Regions from separate parts of the Homo sapiens genome. Here region 2 is linked to region 1. A link is a contact called in ENCODE Hi-C or POLR2A ChIA-PET data. All regions are on one chromosome and are shown on one strand. Each heading gives the region's core, a stretch centred on a gene start or an enhancer-like site at or near the end of the contact. The rest is flanking DNA. Distances are from core to core; before and after follow the strand shown. Region 1 overlaps CX3CR1 (C-X3-C motif chemokine receptor 1). Region 2 has its middle 21 kb from the start of SLC25A38.

Evidence for each region. Hi-C counts contacts between places; a loop is a spot of excess contacts on that map. ChIA-PET counts read pairs that join two places held with the same protein, here RNA polymerase II (POLR2A). Pooled maps may share reads with other maps.
Region 2: a pooled map shows a loop between it and region 1 (5-fold over the local background). The contact joins two enhancer-like sites. A Hi-C loop is called at or near these places in 7 of 50 pooled maps. POLR2A ChIA-PET finds 5 or more read pairs at or near these places in 2 of 52 experiments (OCI-LY7 and activated CD4-positive, alpha-beta T cell).

Annotation. Positions count from the first base shown.
Region 1 is chr3:39,265,234-39,272,119 of GRCh38, reverse strand. It overlaps CX3CR1 (C-X3-C motif chemokine receptor 1), which reads left to right. Exons shown (of 2, transcript NM_001337.4): 2 at 5,602-6,886. The coding sequence starts at 5,611. The coding sequence ends at 6,678. Among named protein-coding and RNA genes, the nearest start is that of CX3CR1, 11 kb to the left of the region's middle. Within about 2 kb of position 4,164, at least 4 of the 41 ENCODE cell types and tissues checked have a DNase peak (open chromatin) inside an H3K27ac peak, as active enhancers do.
Region 2 is chr3:39,359,035-39,365,920 of GRCh38, reverse strand. It overlaps the pseudogene EEF1A1P24. Among named protein-coding and RNA genes, the nearest start is that of SLC25A38, 21 kb to the left of the region's middle. RefSeq lists an enhancer at 4,197-4,426. Within about 2 kb of position 4,185, at least 5 of the 41 ENCODE cell types and tissues checked have a DNase peak (open chromatin) inside an H3K27ac peak, as active enhancers do.

The sequences.
Region 1 (6,886 bases), core at 2,915-5,414:
ACCCTTGTGGATATGAAACCCAGCTGGGTAGACACTGCAAAGTCTTCTCATTTGATTCTTCCACTTGGTTTCTAGTGTCCCTCAGGGACAAAGGAAAGCCATGGTCCAGTCTAAGATGAAAACCAATTAGACCTCTGGCAGGCCTTTGACCACCCTGAGGGCCACCCCCAAGGCACGGCCACACTCGCATCTGCTGCCAGGAGGCCCTATCTTAGGCTCAGCTCCCAAACCTTGAACATCTTGGAGGATCCACAAATAGGAGGTACACTCAGCTCAGGCTCAGTCTTCCTTAAAAAGCGCCTTGCTAAAGCTATCAAGTTCACTGGAATACTTCTGCGAAGGACACAGCTTCAGCGATGTCAGATTTTTTATGTAAATGGTGCCTTCACATGCTCTGGGGCATTTGGCTACCAAGGGCGGTTTGAACTAGCTCCAGCACACAGAATACAAGTCTCTTCAGAACCAGGCAAAACCCTATGTTGCCCAATGACTCCTGCTGTTTCTTGAGATTTGCACAGAAGACAGAGCTGCAATTACCCACGCTGATATCTATTTCATGACCACATATGTTCAAAAGCCACATGTGAGAGGTATGGTTGAAATGAGAGGTTGTGTTTGCCAAGTTGTCTTCTGACTGTGGAGAGCTGGTGAGCCTCTTCTCATCTCCTGGGGCTCCATATTATAGAGCTGACGAATCTCTTTTCTTGCTCCTTGAAGTCTTTCATTCACTTATTTATTAATTCATTTAACACATCAGGCACCTACTAACTTCTCAGAGTTCAAGGCTTCCTAGCCTATGATCAGAAAGGACACCTGTGTGCTCATGAGCACCCCTGGGATCAGGGTGACTGATAGGGTGCTGTCATCACTACTAGATGAAACTCTTTGGAACAAAGGTCTAGGATATAATATTTATCCTTCTGCAAATATTCATATGGCATTCGCTGTGTACCAGGCCTTCTGTTGAACATTGGCCTGCAGAGCTGAAGAGGACGTGGGTCTTCTCTTAGGAACTCCTAGTCTTGGGAAAAAGGAATGGGGAAGGGCTGTAATGTGAAGTTAAAAAAAAGTGCTGAGGCCGAACACATCTGGGCCCTCACTGCAGCCCTATTGCACACACACTGCATCACCTCGAACAAGTTATTCACCCTCTCTGAATTCATCTATTTGCCCATAAAAATAGAGATGATCCTTTTATATGTTGGCTACCACTTATTATGTGCAGCATGCTTGTTATTGTACTAAGTTACTCATTTTTTAGTTTTTCATATAACTCATATTTTTGTTGATTTTTATTTTAAAATTCCAAACGAATTAATTAAACTATTTTCCAAAATACGTAGTATGTGTACATGGTAAAAAACATTTCCAAAAGTTTACCATAAAAACTGTCTCCTTTCCCATATCCTCAATCCTTCAGAATCCCTCTCCAGGGATAATTACCACCACCAGTGTATTCCTTAAGAGATATTTAAACTTTATACAAAATACGCACACATCATTCTTTTCCACAAATGACAGCATACTATGTACATGGTACCTCACCTAGCTTTTTTCACTTACCAGTATATCTTAGAGATTGTTGCATGACAGAATATACAGATCTGCCTGTTTTTGTTGTTTTTCCCAAGTTTCCAAGAGCTAGAAACTGTTTGGTTTTTAAGCAGCTGCTTGGTATTCCATTAATTGGACTTATCGTGCTTTGATCTGTCCCTAGTGATGGACATTGGGGTTGTTTCCCTTCATTTATATTTGAAGCTTGTTGCAGTGACAGTGTACACACTTGCTTGAGCATGTGTGTGTCTACGATAAATCCCAATAAGCAATTTAAAGTAATTTAATTCTTATGCTCTCAACAAACCTAAGAGGTTATTTTTTTAGAGGAGGAAGCTAAGGCTGTTGTTTTGATGCCTTTTTACCACTGGACTTGGGACTCAACTGTTTGATAGTCATCGAGTCCTTGACTCTTCTCCCCTGCCAGGATTTGGCCCCTAAGCCCAGGGCCCGAGTCTCCTCCATCTTCAAGGGAGAGTGGGAACAGCACAGGCCTTGGCCTCAGTCCTGCTCCCCCTGCTTCTAGCTGTGGGATGGGCCAGGTGCTTCACCCAGCTGTGCCTCCTGTGAGGCACAGTGTGTGCAAAATGGAAATGTGAACATGAAGATCAAAAATGTCCCTCAATGACCAGTGCTGTTCCTCAGAGTCACGTGGGAACTCATAGAAAGCGATATTGGTACTGCTCTTTCCTCTGTAGCATGGTCCAGATGGCTCATAGCAGGGACCATGATATGCTGGGTGAGCACCCACTGCATGCACCCACTGTGCCAGCACTGAGAGACTCCTGTGGGAGCCACAGCAATTCTAGGGTCTTCACTGGGGACTCTGAGACAGCAGGGAGCTAGGATGAGGGCTGCAGAGTGTTCGTCTGCCCTCACTGAGCAGACCCCCTGGATGGCAGGGAGCAGTCCCAAGCCAGATGGATGCCCATAACCAGCCATTTGGCTCTCAATACATAATATCACCACGTATCAGGCAAAACCATCCTGCCCAGAGCATTATCTGAATTTGCATCCCATCTGCAGAAGATACATTCACCCACTTCTTCCATTCTGTCTTAATCAAAGTCTTTATGTGAATTTTCCCCATTGAGAAGACAAGCCCCTTCCTGGCTTAGACTGTACCTGACTGATCTTTTCATGAGCTCCTTGCCAAGCCAGACCACCCCCAGCTTATATGGAGACTTGGTGCAAATTAGAGATGCCCCTGTGCACGTGGCAGCCCTGAGCCCAAGCACCCAGTAAGGCAAAGGGCCTGATTTGGGACCCCTCTGCCACTCCACCAGGCAATCAGTTGCTTATTTCTAACTTTCCCTTCCTTCTCCACATTTGTCCCATTCCTTCCTCTCATCATGAATATCCCCAGAGGCATTCAGCAGTGCAGTGAATTAAATATAGAACTTTTTTTTTTCAGAATTGCAGAACGGATTAGATCAATATTAATCCAAACAGAGCAATGAGCCTGACAGTTTAGTAAAAGCTCAATAAAGGGTGGCTTACCTCCCCCAAAATAATCTGAAAAGAAAGCATGTCTTATTTCAGGGGGAAAAAAAAATAAAGTGACCTTTAAAGACCAAATTCCCAGGATACCCAGGGTGGAGGTGGAACATGGGAGTCCACAGGCAGCCTGGATGTTTCCAAAGATCCAAAGGGCTTTTGCTTCCTCACATAATGCAGGAAACAAATTGAACATGTATTAAGTGCTTGCTGTATGTGACACACTGTGCCAGGTGCTCCCCTTAAAACAGTTCTGTGGGCAGGCATGAGAATGAATCCCGATCTTACAGACAAGGAATGTTAGGCTCAGAGGTTTCAAGCTCACCCATCACTCAGCCAGAGAGGACAGATGCAGGATTCAATCTCGGGAGTGCCCGAGTCCACAGAAGTTCCTGTGCTGAAGGACCGACCACAGGCACATAAAGAGATGCGAGACAATTTTTACTGGATTTGGCCACCTCTCGAGGTCGGCTTTGCCAGCTCTTCTCACTGGGGGAAGGGGAGGGAGAAAGTAGCTAGCTCCAGGGTCCCTAACATAGAACCACCAAGGACTTGACTATTTTTACTCATACAGCAGCTTGTCTGGGAAGATCATGCTCTGTGACAAGCTGCAGGCACTAAGTAGCAATTTCTGTTTCCCACATATTAGCTTGAGTCATATAAAACTGACATGGATGTGGCTCAAAAATAGCTGTATGTCAGCCATTTTATACCATTTGACTTAAATGTTATTAATTAACGTCACAGCCAGAGATTATTCTCTGAGAAAAGGGCATTGTAGCCTGAAGCAGAGAAAGCATACACGTTCCCTGGGGTTGAGAACTCATCACAGCCTGAGACAGCTTAGGTTGTAAAGCCCCGGCCCACTTATCCCAGGAGAGTCTGGGTGAGATGCAGGCCCCAAAGCAGAGGCTGGGAAGCGAGAAGTGACACACCCTGGCTGGGTGGGCCCTCATCTTGGTGAGACACCACCTGGGTAAAACCATCATGGAAAGGGTGTAGTGGGGCGTGGAAACTCCCTCGGTTAAAGCGTGAGCTTTGCTGTAAGTTGTGGTAAGGAGGGAGGCAGTGACAACCAGGAGGCCTGTTTTGAGGGTTTCTGAGGGACCCATCTGTGGTATCACGAGGAGACGCCCAGAGGAGCCGTGTGAAAGGGCTGCCTCCCAGCCGGCTCTGGAGTGAATGAGCAGCAAGTCCTGGCTGCGAAAAGAAGGGGAGTGCAGCCTGCAGAAGTGTCTTCTTTTTTCAATTCCTGCTCAGAAGGAAACAGGAGATAAGAATAGTGGGGAAGTCCAAACCAAAGTGAACTATAGGGCTGGTAATCGTAGGGGGAATTAGTCACCCGGAGACTAGCCCAGCAGACTAACGGAGCCCCATCCTCCATCTTGAATCAGTCAGCCCCTCTATGACTGCAGAGTCCTGAATGATGGCAACACCTTCTCTTCACTTAGCGTTGTAGGATGACCAACAGTCCTGATTTGCCTGGGACTGAGGGGTTCCCAATAGATGGGACTTTCAGGGCTAAAACCAGGAAAGTCCTGGGCAGCCCAAAACAAGGTAGTCACTCTAGAGTGTATGACTCTGTCTGATACCTGCTAAGAAAGAGAAGGACTTGTTGATTATAAGGAGAAGAGGAGGTGAAATGGTTCTCAAAAAACAAAGATGAGGGCTTCCGGGTGCTGTTCTGCCCAAGGCTCTGGGTCTGAGGCTTCTCTCTCCAGGCCTAGCTTCATGGAAAAGTAAGGGGCCAGAGGGTGGAAAAGGTGGAAACAAAGGAAGAGGATGGAGAATTGCTTTGGGGAAGTTTGGACTGGAAGTGTGAATTACAGCTGCACCCCCAATTCACCCCATCTCACCCCCCTCCCCCTCCTGCTCATGGTTCTCCCTTTCTCATCCACACATTGGTCAAACTAGCTAGCTTTTGGAGAGATTTTGGGCAGTAAAAGTAAAACAGATCTGTCTCAAGCTTCAAAAAGCCTAGAGCTGGCTGGGCGCTGTGGCTCACGCCTGTAATCCTAGCATTTTGGGAGGCTGAGGCGGAAGGATAATCTGAGGTCAGGAGTTTGAGACCAGCCTGGCTAACATGATGAAACCCCATCTCTACTAAAAATACAAAAATTAGCCAGGCGTGGTAGTGCACGCCTATAATCCCAGCTATTTGGGAGGCTGAGGCAGGAGAATCGCTTGAACCCCAGGGGACAGAGGTTGCAGTGAGCTGAGATCGCACCACTGCACTCCAGCCTGGGTGACACAGCGAGACTCCATTTAAAAAAAAAAAAATGCCTAGAGCCAAATGCTCACAGAGCCATTTACTGCATGGCTTTGGGCAAGTCAAAGGAGTCCGCCTCTCCTGTCAGAAGAGTCTGTTGCAGTCTTCATCACAAGACTGTTGTGGGGATTAAACAAGATGGCAAGTGGGAAGTTGGGAAATGTAGTGTGCACCCAACCAATATTTGTTTCTTCCTGCCTGCCTACATATGAGGCCACACAGAATTCCAACTTTGTTTCTCTGATAACTAACACAGTTACTTGTTTTTCTTTCTGATCCAGGCCTTCACCATGGATCAGTTCCCTGAATCAGTGACAGAAAACTTTGAGTACGATGATTTGGCTGAGGCCTGTTATATTGGGGACATCGTGGTCTTTGGGACTGTGTTCCTGTCCATATTCTACTCCGTCATCTTTGCCATTGGCCTGGTGGGAAATTTGTTGGTAGTGTTTGCCCTCACCAACAGCAAGAAGCCCAAGAGTGTCACCGACATTTACCTCCTGAACCTGGCCTTGTCTGATCTGCTGTTTGTAGCCACTTTGCCCTTCTGGACTCACTATTTGATAAATGAAAAGGGCCTCCACAATGCCATGTGCAAATTCACTACCGCCTTCTTCTTCATCGGCTTTTTTGGAAGCATATTCTTCATCACCGTCATCAGCATTGATAGGTACCTGGCCATCGTCCTGGCCGCCAACTCCATGAACAACCGGACCGTGCAGCATGGCGTCACCATCAGCCTAGGCGTCTGGGCAGCAGCCATTTTGGTGGCAGCACCCCAGTTCATGTTCACAAAGCAGAAAGAAAATGAATGCCTTGGTGACTACCCCGAGGTCCTCCAGGAAATCTGGCCCGTGCTCCGCAATGTGGAAACAAATTTTCTTGGCTTCCTACTCCCCCTGCTCATTATGAGTTATTGCTACTTCAGAATCATCCAGACGCTGTTTTCCTGCAAGAACCACAAGAAAGCCAAAGCCATTAAACTGATCCTTCTGGTGGTCATCGTGTTTTTCCTCTTCTGGACACCCTACAACGTTATGATTTTCCTGGAGACGCTTAAGCTCTATGACTTCTTTCCCAGTTGTGACATGAGGAAGGATCTGAGGCTGGCCCTCAGTGTGACTGAGACGGTTGCATTTAGCCATTGTTGCCTGAATCCTCTCATCTATGCATTTGCTGGGGAGAAGTTCAGAAGATACCTTTACCACCTGTATGGGAAATGCCTGGCTGTCCTGTGTGGGCGCTCAGTCCACGTTGATTTCTCCTCATCTGAATCACAAAGGAGCAGGCATGGAAGTGTTCTGAGCAGCAATTTTACTTACCACACGAGTGATGGAGATGCATTGCTCCTTCTCTGAAGGGAATCCCAAAGCCTTGTGTCTACAGAGAACCTGGAGTTCCTGAACCTGATGCTGACTAGTGAGGAAAGATTTTTGTTGTTATTTCTTACAGGCACAAAATGATGGACCCAATGCACACAAAACAACCCTAGAGTGTTGTTGAGAATTGTGCTCAAAATTTGAAGAATGAACAAATTGAACTCTTTGAATGACAAAGAGTAGACAT
Region 2 (6,886 bases), core at 2,936-5,435, 94 kb before region 1:
ATAGAATGATTTACATTCCTTTGGGTATGGACCCAGTAATGAGATTTCTGGGTCAAATGGTCCTTCTGCCTCTAGATCTTTGAGGAGTTGCCACACTGTCTTCTACAATGGTTGAACTAATTTACACTCCCACGGACAGTGCAAAAGCGTTTCCATTTCTCCACAACCTCAAGAGCACATCTGTTGTTTTTGACTTTTTAATAATTGCTATTCTGATTGTTGTAAGATGGTATCTCAATGTGGTTTTGATTTGCATTTCTCTAATGATCAGTGATGTTGAGTTTGTTTTTTTTTCATATGTTTGTTGACTATATAAATGTCTGGATTTGATTTGCCAGTATTTTATTGCGGATTTTTGCATCAATGTTCATCAGGGATATTGGCCTGAAGGTTTCTTTTTTTGTGGTATCTCTGCCAGGTTTTGATATCAGGATGACACTAGCCTCATAAAATGAGTTAGGAAGGAGTCCCTCCTTTTTAATTTTTTAAAATAGTTTCAGCAGAAATGGTACCAGCTCTTCTTTGTACCTCTGGTAGAATTAAGCTGTGAATCCATCTGGTCCTGGGCTTTTTTTGGTTGGTAGACTATTTATTATTGCCTCAATTTCAGAACTCATTATTGGTCTATTCAGGGATTCAATTTCTTCCTGGTTCAGTCTTGGCAGGGTGTTTATCAGTTTCTTCTAGATTTTCTAGTTTATGTGCATAGAGGTGTTTATAGTATTCTCCAGTGTTTGTTTATATTTCTGTGGGGTCAGTGGTAATATCCCCCTTATCATTTCTGATTGTGTTTATTTGATTATTTTCTCTTTTCTTCTTTATTAGTCTAGGTAACAGTCTATCTATTTGATTAATTTTTTCAAAAAACCACCTCCTGGATTCACTGATTTTTTTTGAAGAGTTTTTTATGTCTCTATCTCCTTCAGTTCAACTCTGATCTTGATTATTTCTTGTCTTCTGCTAGCTTTAGGATCTGTTTGCTCTTGGTTCTCTAGTTCTTTTAGTTGTGATGTTGGATTGTTAATTAGAGATCTTTCTAGTTTTTTGATGTGGGCATTTAGTGCTATAAACTGCTTTAGCTGCATTCTTGAGATTCTGGTACGTTGTCTCTTGGTTCTCATTAGTTTCAAAGAACTTCTCGATTTCTGCCTTAATTTTATTGTTTACCCAGGAGTCATTCAGGAGCAGGTTGTTCAATGTAGTTGTGTGGTTTTGAGTGAATTTCTTAATCTTGAATTCTAATTTGATTTCGCTGTAGTCTGAGAGACTGTTATGATTTCAGTTATTTTGCATTTGCTGAATGTTTTACTTCTGATTATGTGATAAATTTTAGATAAGTGCCATGTGGCAATGAGAAGAATGTATATTCTGTTGTTTTGGGGTGGAGAGTTCTGTTTTATCAGGTCCACTTGATCCAGAGCTGAGTTCAGGTCCTGAATATCTTTGTTAATTTTCTATCTCAATGATCTGCCTAATATTGACAGTGAGGTGTTAAAATTTCCCATTATTATTGTGTGGGAGTCCAGATCTCTTTGTAGGACTCTACGAACTTGCTTTGTGAATTGAATCTGGATGCTCCTGCATTGGGTGCATATATATTTAGGATAGTTATCTCTTCTTGTTGAATCAAACCCTTTACCACTGTGTGATGCCCTTCTTTGTCTTTTTTGATCTTTGGTTTAATGTCTGTTTTGTCAGAAACTAAGATTGCAACCCCTGCTTTTTTCTGTTTTCCATTTGCTTGGTAAATTTTCCTCCATCCCTTTCTTTTGAGCCTATGTGTGTCTTTGCATGTGAGATGGTTCCCTTGAAGACAGCATACCAATGGGTCTCCTCTTTAGCCAGCTTGCCACTTGGTGTCTTTTAATTGGGACATTTATTTAGCCCATTTACATTTAAGGTTAATATTTTTATGTGTGAATTTGATCCTGTCATCATGATGTCAGCTGGTTATTTTACAGACTTGTTTATGTAGTTGCTTCATAGTGTCACTAGTCTGTGTACTTCAGTGTGTTTTTGTAGTGGCTGGTAACAATTTTTCCTTTTCATATTTAATGCTTCCTTCAGGAGCTCTTGCAAGGCAGGCCTGGTGGTGACAAATTCCCTCAGCATTTGCTTTTCTGAAAAGGATCTCATTTCTCCTTCGCTTATGAAGCTTAGTATGGCCAGATATTAAATTCTGGGTTGGTAATTCTTTTCTTTAAGAATGTTAAATATTGGCCTCCAATGTCTTCTGGCATATAGGGTTTCCACGGAGAGTCCCACTGTTACTCTGATGGGCTTCCATTTTTAGGTGACATGACCTTTCTCTCTAGCTGCCCTTAACATTTTTTCCTTCATTTTGACCTTGAAGAATTTGATGATTATGTGTCTTGGGGTTGATCTTCTCATGGAGTATCTTACTGGAGTTCTCTGGGTTTCCTGTATTTGAATGTTGGCCTGTCTTGCTAGGTTGGGGAAGTTTTCCTGGATGATATCCTGAAGTATGTTTTCCAACTTGGTTCTGTTCTCCCTGTCTCTTTCAGGTACCCCAATCAGTGCTAAGTTCAGTCTTTTTACATAATCCCATATTTCTCAGAGAGTTTGTTAACCCTTTGTTATTATTTTTTCTTCTTCTCATCTGTCTGTCTTATTTCTGAAAGATAGTGTTCAACCTCTGAGATTCTTTTCTCTGCTTGGTCTATTCTGCTATTGATACTTGTGATTGCATTGTGAAGTTCTCATGTTGTGTTTTTCAGCTCCGTGAGGTCAGTTATGTTCCTCTCTAAACTGGCTATTCTAGTTAGTAGCTCCTGTATTGTTTCATCATGATTCTTAACTTGTTTGCATTGGGTTACAACATGCTCCTTTAGCTCGCAAGGTTCATTAATATCCATCTTCTGAAGCCTACTTCTGTCAATTCAGCCATGTCAGCCTCTGCCCAGTTCATTCCCCTTGCTGGAGAGTTATTGCAGTCATTTGGAGAAGAGGCACTCCACCTTTTTGAGTTTTCAGAATTGTTTTGTTGATTCAGTGTCAGTTTTGTAGGCTTATCTGCCTGCAATCTTTGAGGTTGCTGACCTTTGAATGGGCTTTTTGTGGGGTCTTTTTGGTTGATATTGTTGTCATAGTTTTCCATTTGTTTGTTTTTCTCTTAACAGGGCACTGACTTAGCAACCGTAGGGCTGCTGTGGTTTTCTGGGGGTCCACTCCAGACCCTAGTTGCCTCAGTTTTTCCTGTACCTGGAAGTATCATCAGTGAAGTCTGTGAAACAGCAAAGATGCCAGCCTGCTCTTTCCTCTGGAAGCTCTGTCCCCGGGGGTTACTGACCTTTTCCTGGCCTGAACACTCTTGTAGGAGGTGTCTGGAGACCCCTCTTGGGAGGTCTCACCCGGTAGGAGGAATAGAATTCAGGAAACACTTACAGAAGCAGTCCAGCTGCTTTTTGGTAGAGCAGGTTTGCTGTGTTGACAAGGCTACTCTTTGTCCAGATGCCTAGACTCTCCAGAGCTGGCAGGCTTGAATAGCTGAGTCAACTGAAGTGCAGATATGGAAGCCATCCCTGCCGCCTACCCTGCCCCCACCAAGTTCCCTCCCAGGGAGAGATCAGGTCTTTATAATACTGGCTGGAGTAACTGAAGGCTTCCCACAGGAAGACCCCACCCAGTGAGGAGGACTTGATCGGGGTCTGCTTACAGAGGCAGTCTGGGCACAATCTGGCAAGTCAAATGTGCTGCATTAGGGGGTTCCCTCTTGTCCTGACCACCTACACTCTCCAGAGCTGGCAGGCTGGAATACTAGTTGACCGCACTATGAAAATAGTGCCCACCCCTCCCCTGGGAACTCCTTCCTATCTCAGGTGGGCTCAGCCTGTTGCCCCTGGCTGGCTGGAATTCCAAGCCAGTGTGTCTTAACTTGTGAGGTGCTGTGGAAGTGGGGCCTGCAGAATGACACTTCTTGGTTCCCTGGATTCAGCCCCCTTCCTAGGGGAATGTATGAACAGATCTGCTGCCTCACCAGGGATTTTGGGGCTAGAGTATGTAAAAGTCTTGGGTCTCTGCGAGTGCCTGAGTGGCTGCTCTGCCAAGGCCCCACACAGCTCTGTGTATAGGACCCAAGGCCCTAGAGGTGTGGGCTCACGAGGGGATCTCCTGATCTGTGGGCTGCAAAGATCTGTGGGAGAAGCATGGTTTCCTGGGCAGGGTTGCATGATCACTCACCACTTCCTTTGGCTGGGGGTGGGGGTTCCTTTGGCTTTGTGCTACTCCCGGGTGGGTCATTGCCCCAACCTGCTTTTCTTCATTCTCCTTGAGTCAGGTTAATTTTCTAGTCAGTCCCATTGTGAGAACCTGGATATTTCAGTTGAAGGTGCTAAATCCACTTGCGATTTTCCTTACTCTCTGTGAGTGCTGCGGACCACAGCTGCTTCTATTCGGCCATCACCACTGCAGGACAAGTCACTGAATGAGGGACAGGGCTGCTCACAGTGGAAACCACAAAGTAGCTCATTCTGCTCAGCACCTCGCTTACTACTTTGCCAGAGAGACAGGGTGAGGAGCAGATACTGAGTGAGCTTCCCTCAATGTCTGTGGTCTCTTTCTAACTACCTGCGGGAATCCTTGGATATCTATCATCTTAAATATTTATCTTTTCTTTACACTAGGAACATTCATATTATTGTTTTCCAGCTATTTTGAAATGTTCAATTGATTAATGTTAACTATAGTCACCCTACTGATCTATTGACTACCATGTCTTACTTCTATCTAACTGTATATTTGTATCCATTAATTAACCTGTCTTCATTCCCCCTGTACCCATACTTTCCTACCTCTGGTAACCACCAGTCAACTTTCTATCTCCATAAAATCCACTTTTATAGCTCCCACATATGAGTGAGAACATGTGATATTTGTCTTTCTGTGCTTGGCTTATTTTACTTAACATGTTGATGCAAATGACAAGATTTCATTATTTAGATAGCTGAATAATGATTCATTGCATATATATATACATATTATATATACATATTTTATATATATACATATTATATATATATATACACACACACACACACACACACACCTGTTTTCTTTATTGAATCATCTACTGAGGAGTACTTAGATCAATTCCATATTTTGGCTATTGTGAAGGGTGCTGCAATAAACATGGGAATCCAGATCCCTCTTTGATGTATTGATTTCCTTTCTTTTGGCTATATACCCAATAGTGAAATTGCTGGATCATATGGTAGTTCTATTTTTTAGTTTTAGTTTTTTTGTGTTTTTTTTTTTTTTTTTGAGACAGAGTCTTGCTCTGTCACCCAGGCTGGAGTGCAATGGTGCCATCTTGGCTCACTTCAACCTCCACCTCCTGGGTTCAAGTGATTCTCATGCCTCAGCCTCCCGAGTAGCTGGGATTACAGGCACCTGCCACCATGCCCAACTAATTTTTTGTATTTTTTATAGAGACAGGGTTTTACCATGTTGGCCAGGCTGGTCTCAAACTCCTGACCTCAGGTGATCCACCCGCCTCGGCCTCCCAAAGTGCTGAGATTACAGGCATGAGCCACCATGCCTGGCCTATTTTTTAGTTTTTTGAGGAAACTCCACACTATTTTCCATAATGGCTGTACTAATTTATCTTCCCATCAACAGTGTATGAGGGTTCCTCTTTCTCCACATCCATGCCAATATCTGTTATTCCCTTTCTTTTTTTTTTTTTTTTCTCATTAAACCTTTTTAATGGGTCTCAAAATTCTGTAACAGATTTTTGGTCAAGTTGTTTCCATTAAAAAGTACTGATTTTAAAAACTAATAACTTAAAACTGCCAGATGCAAAAAAGAAAACCAAAGTGGTCCACAAAACATTCTCCTTTCCATCTGAAGGTTTTATGATGCATTGTTATCATTAACCAGTCTTTTACTACTAAACTTAAATGGCCAATTGAAACAAACAGTTCTGAGACCATTCTTCCACCACTGATTAAGACCGGGTGGCAGGTATTAGGGATAATATTCATTTAGCCTTCTGACCTTTCTGGGCAACTTGGTGACCTTGCCAGCTCCAGCAGCCTTCTTGTCCACTGCTTTGATGACACCCACGGCAACTGTCTGTCTCATATCACAAACAGCAAAGCGACCCAGAGGTGTTTAGTATGAGAAGCTCTCAACACACATGGGCTTGCCAGGAACCATGTCAATGATGGCAGCATCATCAGACTTCAAGAATTTAGGGCAATCTTCTGGCTTTTTACCAGAACGGCAATCAATCTTTTCCTTCAGCTCAGCAATCTTGCATGCAATGTGGACCATGTGGCAATACAGTACAGCGGCATAGCCAGCGCTGATTTGGCCTGGATGGTTCGGGATAATCACATGAGCAGTGAAGCTAGCTGACTCCATTGGTGGGTCATTTTTGCTGTCAATTGCCACGATGAACATCCTTGACAGACATATTCTTGACATTGAAGCCCACATTGTCCCCAGGAAGAGCTTCACTCAAAGCTTCATGGTGCATTTTGACAGATTTTATTTCATTGTAATGTTGGCTGGAGCAAAGGTGACCACCATACCAGGTTTGAGAACACCAGTATCCACTCAGCCAACAGAAACAGTACAAATGCCACCAATTTTGTGGACATCCTGGAGATGCAGGCACAAAGGCTTGTCAGTTGGATGAGTTGGTGGTAGGATGCAGTCCAGAGCCTCAAGCAGCATGGTTCCACTGGCATTGCCATCCTTATGGGTGACTTTCCATCTCTTGAACTAAGGCATGTTATCACTTGACTCCAGCATGTTGTCACCATTCCAACCAGAAATTGGCACAAATGCTACTGTGTCAGGGTTGTAGCCAATTTTCTTAATGTAAGTGCTGACTTCCTTAATGATCTCCTCATATCTCTTC